Regions from separate parts of the Homo sapiens genome. Here region 1 is linked to region 2. Evidence: read pairs that join two places in POLR2A ChIA-PET (ENCODE). Cell type or tissue: IMR-90. All regions are shown on one strand. Each heading gives the region's core, and the rest is flanking DNA. Links, peaks and the distances in the headings are about the cores only.

Evidence for each region. ChIA-PET counts read pairs that join two places held together with the same protein. Peaks named below come from ENCODE experiments on the same cell type or tissue, not always from the same donor. Only the 100,000 strongest peaks of a DNase experiment are listed, where the experiment ranks them.
Region 1: POLR2A ChIA-PET joins it to region 2 with 11 read pairs; 3 of 35 experiments call an interaction of 5 or more read pairs at or near these places.

Annotation. Positions count from the first base shown.
Region 1 is chr17:64,698,162-64,703,545 of GRCh38, reverse strand. No RefSeq gene overlaps it. Among named protein-coding and RNA genes, the nearest start is that of SMURF2, 39 kb to the right of the region's middle. In IMR-90, for the core only: no CTCF peak of the experiment used is centred there; a DNase peak (open chromatin) is centred at 4,645; H3K27ac peaks cover 1,574 bases.
Region 2 is chr17:64,612,089-64,617,472 of GRCh38, reverse strand. All of the region lies in intron 1 of SMURF2 (SMAD specific E3 ubiquitin protein ligase 2), which reads left to right. Among named protein-coding and RNA genes, the nearest start is that of SMURF2, 48 kb to the left of the region's middle. In IMR-90, for the core only: no CTCF peak of the experiment used is centred there; a DNase peak (open chromatin) is centred at 2,262; H3K27ac peaks cover 655 bases.

The DNA of each region.
Region 1 (5,384 bases), core at 132-5,131, 86 kb before region 2:
TTTGTTCACTCCATTCTGTATTTTTTAATTTAGTTTTATTTCTTTAAGGCAGAGTCTCGCTCTGTTGCTCAGGCTGGAGTGCAGTGGCACAACCTTGGCTAACTGCAACCTCTGCCTCCCAGGTTCAAGTGATTCTCATGCTTCAGCCTCCCAAGTGGCTGTGGTCACATGCACGTGCCACCATGTGTGGCTCATTTGTTCACTCCATTCTTGCGACCCTTTTCTCATTGCTGTTCTCCGACAGAACACTGTTGGCTGTTTCCTCCTCTAGGATCTTGCATTTACAGCTCCATCTTCTCCCAGATATCCACATAGACTGCTCCCTTGCCTAATTCAAGTCTCTGCTTAAACTTAGCCTTATCAGAGAAGTCTCCCCAACTAACCTATGTGAAATAATGTCCTCTGCCACTCTTGTTCCCTTACCCTCCTTTATTTTTCTTTTCTAGAAAATTTAAAAACAATAGAATTTATTGTGCATAGTTCTAGAGGCTGGAAAGTCCAAAATCAAGGCATCAGCTGATTTGGTATCTGGGAAGGGCTTGTTCTCTGCTTCATAGAGGGTGCCTTCTTGCTACATACTCACATGGCTGACGGGCCTTTCTTTATTTTTCCTAAGGCTTTATCATCACTTTGCATGTTATGGGTTTATTTGTTCGTGTATTTATTGTCTATTTGTCTCACTAGAATCTAAGTCCATGAGAATAGATATTTTGTTTTTGTTCACTGTTTTATCCCAGTGGCCTGGCACATGGTAGATGTTCATAAAATATTTCCTGAATGAATGAAATGAAATATGAAGCAGCAGGCCAGGCGCAGTGACTCACGCCTGTAATCCCAGCACTTTGGGAGGCCAAGGCTGGCAGAGTACTTGAGGTCAGGTGTTCGAGACTAGCTGGCCAACATGGTGAAACCCCGTCTCTACTAAAAATACAAAAATTAGGCGAGTGTGGTGGAACACACCTGTAGTCCCAGCTACATGGGAGGCTGAGGCAGGAGAATTGCTTGAACCCAGGAGACAGAAGCTGCAGTGAGCCGAGATTGTGCCACTTGCACTCCAGCCTGGGCGACAGAGGGAGACTCCATCTCGAAAAAAAAAAAAAAGAAGAAGAAAGAAAAGAAAAGAAATACGAAGCAGTAAATAAGACAGAGATACAGAGATGGTTCCTTCTCTCATGGAGAAAAGTATGCTTAGGTCTTTAAGAGAAGTATAAATAGTCTAGCTAGCTCTGAGGTGGGGATCATATTTCTTCATATTTTCATATGATCTGCGACAGGTTCTGACTTATAGAGTGGATTTTCTTTCCTTTTTTTGGAGACAGAGTCTCACTCTGTTGCCTAGGCTGGAGTGCAGTGGCGCAATCTCGGCTCACTGCAACCTTCTGCTTCCTGGGTTCAAGCAATTCTCGTGCCTCAGCCTCCTGAGTAGCTGGGACTACAGGTATGCGCCACCACACCCAGCTAATTTTTTGTATTTTGGTAGAGATGGGGTTTCACTGGTTGCCCAGGCTGGTCTTGAACTCATGAGCTCAGGCAATTCTACCGCCTCAGCTTCCCAACGTGCTAGGATTATAGGCATGAACCACTGTGCCCAGCCTAGAGTGGATTTTCTTCCCTTTTTTTTTTTTGAGACAGAGTCTCGCTCTGTCACCCAGGCTGGAGTGTAGTGGCATCATCTCGGCTCACTGCAACCTCTGCCTCCCGGGTTTAAGCGATTCTCCTGCCTCAGCCTCCTGAGTAGCTGGGAGTACAGGGCCCAGCCACCACGCCCGGCTAATTTTTTGTATTTTTAGCAGAGACGGGGTTTCACCATGTTGGCCAGGCTGGTCTGGAACTCCTGATCTCAGGTGATCCACCTGCCTCGGCCTCTCAAAGTGTTGGGATTACAGGTGTGAGCCACTGCGCCTGGCCTAGAGTGGATTTTAAATAAATGATTATTGTGGTCTTCAAAGCTACATTCCTGGGCTTAGAAATTCATTCTCTCAAAGAAAGGTTTAAAAACAATCAATTAAAGGAATGAATATTTTTAGCCCCATCTGGTTTCTCAGCCATAGAAAAGAGACTGGATCCAAGCCCACCAGGTCATGGAGTGTGTGTGTGTGTGTGTGTGTGTGTGTGTGTGTGTGTGTGTGTGTCCCTCCTGAGCAGATGCATCTGCCAACACCATCCATTTATTGGAGATAACTAAATTTTTACCACATTCCTGTATCTTGGCAAGACTGTTGTAATCTGAGCAGAAACTCTAGGTCATTGGGGCTCCCAGGGTGTGGAAGCTGGACTTGTCTTGATGATTAGGAGCAAGACAAGGCAACAAGAGACACTAGGTGAGAGTTTAAGACAGGGCTCCTTGGCCGGGCGCAGTGGCTCACACCTGCAATCCCAGCACTTTGGGAGGCCGAGGTGGGTGGATCACGAGGTCAGGAGATCGAGACCAGCTGAGACCATCCTGGCTAACACGGTGAAACCCCGTCTCTACTAAAAACACAAAAACAAAATTAGCCGGGCGTGGCGGCAGGCGCCTGTAGTCCCAGTTACTCAGGAGGCTGAGGCGGGAGAATGGCATGAACCCGGAAGGCAGAGCTTGCAGTGAGCCAAGATCATGCCACTGCACTTCAGCCTGGGCGACAGAGTGAGACTCCAAAATAAAAAAAAAAAAAAAAGACAGGGCTCCAGATCTGGAGAGGAACAAGGTTACTGGATGGGAGGACCAAGGAGGACATGTTACTAGCTCTAGGGGAAGTAGCTGCCCAGGAAAGCATGGGGGCTGGTGTCTTGACTGGGAGCCTCACACCCATTCATGCCTTTGCAGTTGGCCATCCCTACTCTGTTTTCACAGGGATGAGTATTTGGCCAAAGCGTGCATCAGGCTGCACCTGCAGCTGCCTAGCTATACACCTGAGTGCTGGTCCTCTGTGAGCATGAGAGGATCAGAGGGTTTAAAGGGTTACTTAGGCTGGGTGAGGTGGCTCATGCCTGTAATCCCAGCACTTTGGGAGGCCGAGGCGGGTGGATCACCTGAGATCAGGAGTTCAAGACGAGCCTGGCCAACATGGTGAAACCCCATCTCTACTAAAAATAGAAAAAATTAGCCAGGCTTGATGGTGAGCGCCTGTAATCCTGGCTACTCAGGAGGCTAAGGAAGGAGAATTGCTTAAACCTGGGAGGTGGAGGTTGCAGGGAGCCGAGATCTTGCCACTGCACTCCAGTCTAGGCAACAGAGCGAGACTCCGTCTTGAAAAAGAAAGAAAGAAAGAAAAAGAGAAAGAAAGAAGGAAAGAAAGAAAAAAAGAAAGAAAGAAGGAAGGAAGGAAAGAAGAAGAGGAAGGAAGGAAGGAAGGAGAGAGAGAGAGAGAGAGAAAGAAAGAGGAAAAAAGGGTTACTTGACTGGTAATAACCCTCCTCCTGTCAAGTCTTTTATCCCACCAGCTCATATACCTTTTCTCAAACAGCAATTAACTCTCCCCACAGCTCGAAGTGGAAGCCAGAGATGTTAAACACAGTGTCCCTTGTTCAGTTGGGAGAAAAGAGGCATGAGCACTTCTCCGTGTCTTGGCCCAAGGGCACACACCGTGAGTCAGCGATGTCTCCCAGAAGGGGTCTGGAGTCCCATCCACAGGTGACATGTTTTACTTTATTCACGCCCCACCCAGGCCTTCTGGTTGCTTCCTTCACATCTCTGTGGTGTCTGTTACCACTCTATCATCAGCTTGCTGTCTCCCACAAACATGCTGGGATTTTCCAACCATGAGATCTTCTCTTCCTCTTTTATTCTTTTTTGGACTTGTGAGTTTGTAATCTTTTTATTTATTTATTTATTTATTTATTTATTTATTTATTTATTTTTGGGACAGAGTCTCACTCTGTCACCCAGGCTGGAGTACAGTGGAGCCATCTTGGCTCACTGCAACCTCTGCCTCCCGGGTTCAAGCGATTCTCCTGCCTCAGCCTCCTGAGTAGCTCGGACTACAGGCACATGCCACCATGCCCAGCTAATTTGTGTATTTTTAGTAGACAGGTTTTCACCATATTGGCCAGGCTGGTCTCAAACTCCTGACCTCGTGATCCGCCCACCTCAGCCTCCCAAAGTGCTGGGATTACAGGCATAAGCCACTGCACCAGGCCATCTTTTCATTTCTTTACCATCATTTCCATGAATTCTCTTGAGGCAAAGGAGAAAAACACACACGGACAAAATGCCGTTATTAAAAAGTGAAAATAGACCAGGCGCAGTGGCTCACGCCTGTAATCCCAGCACTTTGGGAGGCCGAGGCTGGTGAATCACGGGGTCAGGAGATCGAGACCATCCTGACTAATGCAGCGAAAACCTGTCTCTACTAAAAATACAAAAAATTAGCCAGGTGTGGTGGCATGCACCTGTAGTCCCAGCTACTCGGGAGGCTGAGGCATGAGAATCACTTGAACTCGGGAGGCAGAGGTTGCAGTGAGCTGAGATCGTGCCACTGCACTCCAGCCTGGGTGACAGAGCAAGACTCTGTCTCAAAAAAGAAAAAAAGTGAAAATTTGAAAATTATGCCAATATCATCACTTTACAAAAGATTTGGAGGGAAAAAGATCGGGGAAATCTCTCCTCTCATATCCCAATAACTTTGCTATCATCCTTCTGGTATTTTGCTCATGGGATTCTTTTCTGTGCATTTTTTCACAGTGTGGTCATATTCTTGGTTTGCATAAAGTTTATATTCTTTCTTTTTCACTTGACATTTTCATCAGAAGTATTTCCCTCATGTTTTAACATAATCTTTATAATATTTGTTTTAAAAGTTGCATAGTACTCCATCAGGGAGATGTAAAAGAATATACTTCAACCAAAATTCTATGGTTGGGCTCTGTTATCAAATATTTAAGGTGTTCCTGATATGGATTGATAAATGTAGTGGAGAAAGGGAGTGAAATAGGGTGCCTACGCCTAGGACGTTTCGTTCATTTTTTAAAAGAAGCTATCATTGAATGTTGCCAGTGGGATTTAATGTATGATAAGGGTGGTATAAATCAATGGGACTGATAGGTAATTTAAAAAACAGTGTGGAGACAACTGAGTGGCCATCTGGGGGGAATATTGGATACGTATCTTTCACTGGGACGAATTCCAAATGTACCCAATATTTAGATGTGAAAAAAAAAGAAAAACTATGAAATACTTGAAAAATCCATTGGAGAGTTTTTTTTATTATTTCATAAATGAAAATTTTGTCCAACTATAAAACTAAGTTCAGAATCCATAAAATAAAAAATGGATATAAAAATCTATTTTCTTCATGGCAGTAACCATTATAAGTTAAGTCAAAAGACAAGCTGGGAACAGTATTTCTTTTTTTTTTTTTTTTAAGATGGAGTTTCGCTCTTGTTGCCTAGGCTGGAGTGCAATG
Region 2 (5,384 bases), core at 250-5,249:
GAGAACCAATTTTGCCTTGTTGAAATGTTTAAATGCTGATACTGTTCTTAGGATAATTACCTCAGAACCTGTATCTTTTAATACATCATCAAACATACTAATTAGATTAACTACTTGCCAGGTACTGAATATATTAAGTTAAACTTAAGGGCCTAGTTTGTTTTGCAGCATGAATGAAATGAATTGCCTAAAATTCCTTCATTAAATGACAAGATATTTACTTAAAAGCAGGGCTAATATGATTGTTGAGGTAAATTACTATATCTGTTGAAAGAGGAGAATTCTGAATCTTTTGCAGAGCACCCTTCTGTAACCTAGTTTTCAATTAACCGTTTTGTGAACCTGTGTCACCAATAATTGCTTTAACTGGACTAAGATTTTTTTTTTTTTTTTTTTTTTTTTTTTTTAGACAAGGTCTCATTCTGTTGCCCAGGCTAGAGTGCAGTGGTGTGAACATGGCTTACTGCAGGCTCAGGTGATTCTTCCACCTTAGCCTCCTGAGTAGCTGGGACTACAGGCACACACCACCATGCCGGGCTATTTTTTTTTCTTTTTTTGTATATTTTTGTAGAGATGGGGTTTTGCCCTGTTGCCCAGACTGGTCTCGAACTCCTAGGCTCAAACCATCAGCCCGCCTAGACGTCTCAAACTGTTGGGATTACAGGCATGAGCCACTGTGCCAGCCTAGAGTAAGATTCTTTAAAAGGAAGTACTAGCCTGAGAGAGTATGTTTCACTCTATATGGTAGTTGAGTTTGGGTTCTAGAATTAATCTACTTGAGTTGGAATCTCAGCTCTAGTTCTTTTTTTTTTTTTTTTGAGACAGAGTCTCGCACTGTCGTCTGGGCTGGAGTACAGTGGCGCGATCTCAGCTCACTGTAACCTCCGCCTCCTGGGTTCAAGTGGATTTTTCTGCCTTAGCCTCCTGAGTAGCAGAGACTGTATACAGGCACCTGCCACCACACATGGCTGATTTTTTGTATTTTTAGAAGAGACAGGGTTTCACTATGTTGGCCAGGCTGGTCTCAAACTCCTGACCTCATGATCCGCCCACCTCAGCCTCCCAAAGTGCTGGGATTGCAGGCAGAGCCACCGTGCCCAGCCAACTCTAGCTCTTAAAAGCAAAATCACTGGTAAGTCTCTATGCCTGAATCTCAGTTTCCTCATCTCTAAAATGACGGTAGTACTACTACTTATTTCACAGGGTGGTTGGTGTACACTTGCACATAGTAAATATTTGATAAATGTTATCCAATATGTTTATATTCTTTACTAAAAATATATTTTATTAAATGTACTACATGTAAAAGGACTTTTAATAGCATATTAAGAAAATATTTTCTAAGCCGGGTGTGGTGGCTGACGCCTGTAATCCCAGCACTTTGGGAGGTCGAGGCAGGTGGATCACTTGAGGTCAGGAATTTGAGACCAGCCTGGCCAACATGGGGAAACCCTGTCTCTACTAAAAATACAGCAATTAGCCGAGTGTGGTGGCGCATGCCTGTAATCCCAGCTACTCGAGAGGCTGAGGCATGAGAATCACTTGAACCTGGGAGGCAGAGATTGCAGTGAGCTGAGATCGCGCCATTGCACTCCAGCCTGGGCAACAGAGCGAGACTGTCAAAAAAAAAAGGAAATTATTTTCTTATCCATCAATAAATAAATACATTTACATAATCTTTAATGGCTGTGTAATATTTCAACTTGCTGTTTGCTATCATTTACTTAACTGATCATTTTTATGCATATAGAATTATATGTGATATATTTGCTTATTTTAACATTTTGTAATAACACCTTGAATGTGAATCTGTGTAATACTCTTGTTTCAAGCAACAATAACTAAAACACATAAAAAATTGTGTAGAAGTTTTCTGTAGCATTTAAATTTCATTTTCATTTCATGTTTAGGGGTTGAGATAGAGGCTGTTTCTCAGAGCAGAAAGATGTAAATTGCTGTCATGTGCCACTGGTCAGGAATGGTGTACATCAGTTGATACTTCTGAAGCACTGGGCCACCTGCTGGAATTTGTATAGGAATGTTATCCTGAATTTCGGTTTTATTTTACAATGATAACATAAGTTTAAAGCACATGCAGAGAAATCTGTGTTCAAAAGCATTTATGCTACTTTTGAGTTGCAGGGACAGTATTATAAAATCTTTTTGTGGGGTGAAGGAAGATGGGATGTCTGAGTATTTTTTTTTTCTCTCAAGCAGTCTCATTCCAATCAGCAGTGTAATTGGAATGCAACTCCAATCTGGAGGAGGAAGGGGAATTTTTGGCAAGGATATACTAAGTAGTTGGGAGCTTTATTCACATTAAGCGTAGATAGCCATTCATTATGAAAACAACTCAGTAAGAACAAGCATAGCATTCTCTTTCTACAGCTGCGATTTACTCTGATACTATTACCTGGTTTGTTGCATATAGATAACTCCTTTCCTACCAGAAAAATAAATTATTGACCTAAATGAAAATGGTAGTATTTACTGCCATCTGTACTTCTGCAAATGGTTTTCTCTAATCGCTGCCTCAAATGAAGTATAAGATTTCCATAAAGTTTAAAACCGTATCTTGAGAAAACAACAATAAAAGGCATTTATGACATGGTATTTGAATTATACCTGACCTGTGAGCTCTGAGAGCAAAGGACTATGTCTTATTTTTCTTTGTATCTGCAGAAACTGTCATAGCACTTGGCACAAAGTGAGTGTTCAGGAAATGTTGAATGAGAGAGTGAATGATGTAGGAGTATTCCTTTCTCCCTAAGTATCTCAAGATGATCACACCTGCATCTGTGTGAAATGCAGAGGCTTTATCCAATATGGCTGATGTCAGTTCATTTTGATCATCTCTGCTAATCATTTCAAACCATCTGTCTGAAAAAGGAGTGAGTACAATAGCTAGAACAAGCTAGGTTCTGGGAGTGTAGACTTAAGAATGAAATGCTTTGAAGGAATTTGAGAAGGGTAGTAACATGATGAAGTAGTATAAGCAGACTTAATCTAGTACAAATATATGGGCTGTTTGAGACATTGTCCCTGGTGGATTCTGCAGCATGGTACTGTGGTGGTGTAATGCTACATTTGTAGTTAGCACTAATAAAAATTGACTTGTGCCTACTAAATATCTGTAGTCCAGTATAATGTTTTGCTTTAACACAAAAATTGGTGAAAATTAATTGAATTAATTCAGATACTTCAGATTTTTGTGCCTTTCTGTATATATAATTTCAATTCCATATATATAAGCTTACTAAACATTAAAGATATTGAAATACTGATTGCTGTCTAGGCCAGGGGTCCTCAACCCTGGGCCATGGGCTGCACAGCAGGAGATGAGCCAGTGAAGCATCATCTGTATTTACAACCACTTCCCATCGTGTATTACCACCTGAGCTCAGCCTCCTCTCAGATCAGCAGCGGCAATAGATTCTCATAGGAGTGTTAACCCTACTGTGAACTGCGCATGCGAGGGATCTAGGTTGCCCCTCCTTATAAGAATCTAATGCCTGATGATCTGTCACTGTCTTTCTTCACTCCCAGATGGGACTGTCTAGTTGCAGGAAAACAAGCTCAGGGCTCCCACTGATTCTACATTATGGTGAGTTGTATAATTATTCTATTATATATTACAATGTAATAATAATAGAAATAAGTGCACAATAAATGTAATGAGATTGAATCATTCCCAAAACCCCCTTGCCTGCTCCCCTCTGCCCCCCCTCCACACACACACACACACACACACACACACACACACACACACACACACACACACACACACACACACACACACTGGTCCGTGGAAAACTTGTCTTCCATGAAGCCAATCCCTGGTGCCAAAAAGGTTGGGGACTGCGGTCTAGGAAAAAGTCTGTACCCCATAGCCTTTGTTCTGGCCTCGCCCACCTAACAAGATTTCTCTCCTGTTACTCCCTTACTGCCCAGCATTTCTCAACATTTTTACCTATTTTCTTTAAGAAACATTTAGAAAGCAGAAATGAAACTTCTCCCACACTGCCACCCCTCCCTAGTCCCATGATTCCTAATCTTAGTTCTACTTTCCATAGTTTCTATTACAAAAGATGATAGATTAATTTTCTCCTAATATAAAATTATAATATTGTATATACATTCTCCAGGGGATTCTGATACATACCTCCTTAGTTGAGAATTTGCTGTGGTGACATAATCAGGAGTTTGTCATATTGAAATTCATGGATTCTTTGAGCATTTACCAATCTTCTGTGATTAGAACAGAGAATGAAAAGAGCAATGGGCTGTGGTTCTAGTCCCCAAGGTACATTCCCAAGAAAAAAGAACAGTGCAGTAAAGGCTCCAGGATGTGAAAACAATTTATTTTTACAGATAAATAACATTACCAGTTCTCAGGTCATGTTTTGACAATCTTCCTTTTAAAAGTTACAAATCAGAGTTTTTGCTTCCAGGGCAGAAAGTAATTTAGTAAAGCTGGCTGGAACTGCTTAGATCCAGCATGAAGCATAGCGGTCTGACCAATCTTGATATTATTTCTTTGTTTTAAGTTAATCTTGTTTCTTCTAGAACACTAATGTTATTTTCCTTAATCTCTTGATTACTAAAATGTAATTTCTCCTCATAAGCTTTGAACTTGATTTTAAAGTTCTTTGTTCTTTTGATTTTTCAATTGTTCTTTGAAACTGAATGTTAAACATTCTGTGATTTTTTTTTAAGAATTGGTTAAACACGACCGGATAAGTATGTTTTAAGTAAAGAGAAATGATAAAAATAAGATTTTTTTGAGGGGTGGAGGGAGGGGGACAGTGTCTCACTCTGTTGCTCAGGCTGGAGTGCAGTGGTGTGATCTCAGCTAACTGCAACCTCTGCCTTCCAGGCTCAAGTGATTCTCATGCCTCAGCCTCCTGAGTAGCTGAGACTACATGTGTGTGCCACCACACCTGGCTAATTTTTTTTTTTTTTTGTATTTTTAGTAGAGATGGGGTTTTGCCATGTTGCCCAGGTCTCAAACTCCTGGCCTCAAGTGATCTGCCCGCCTTGGCCTCCCAAAGTGCTGGAATTACAGACATGAGCCACAGTACCTGGCCTAAAATAAGATTTCTTAAATCAAAATTATGATTATGTGAGGATTGGCCATTGTTATATAGTATAAAAAGTTATTTAGATTATTTTAGGGTCTATTTCATTCATTCAACAGATATTTATTGAGTACCTATCAAGTGCCAGGCGTAATGTGTGCTTGGTGCAGGAAGAGATGAGGCAGGCATGATTCGTGCTGTATGGAGTTTACCACCTCCGCAATTATAAGCAACATTCCAAACTTAAACGAGAACAGTAAAATGTGATAAGTGTTTATAAAAGTATGAGCTTCTGTGAAAATACAA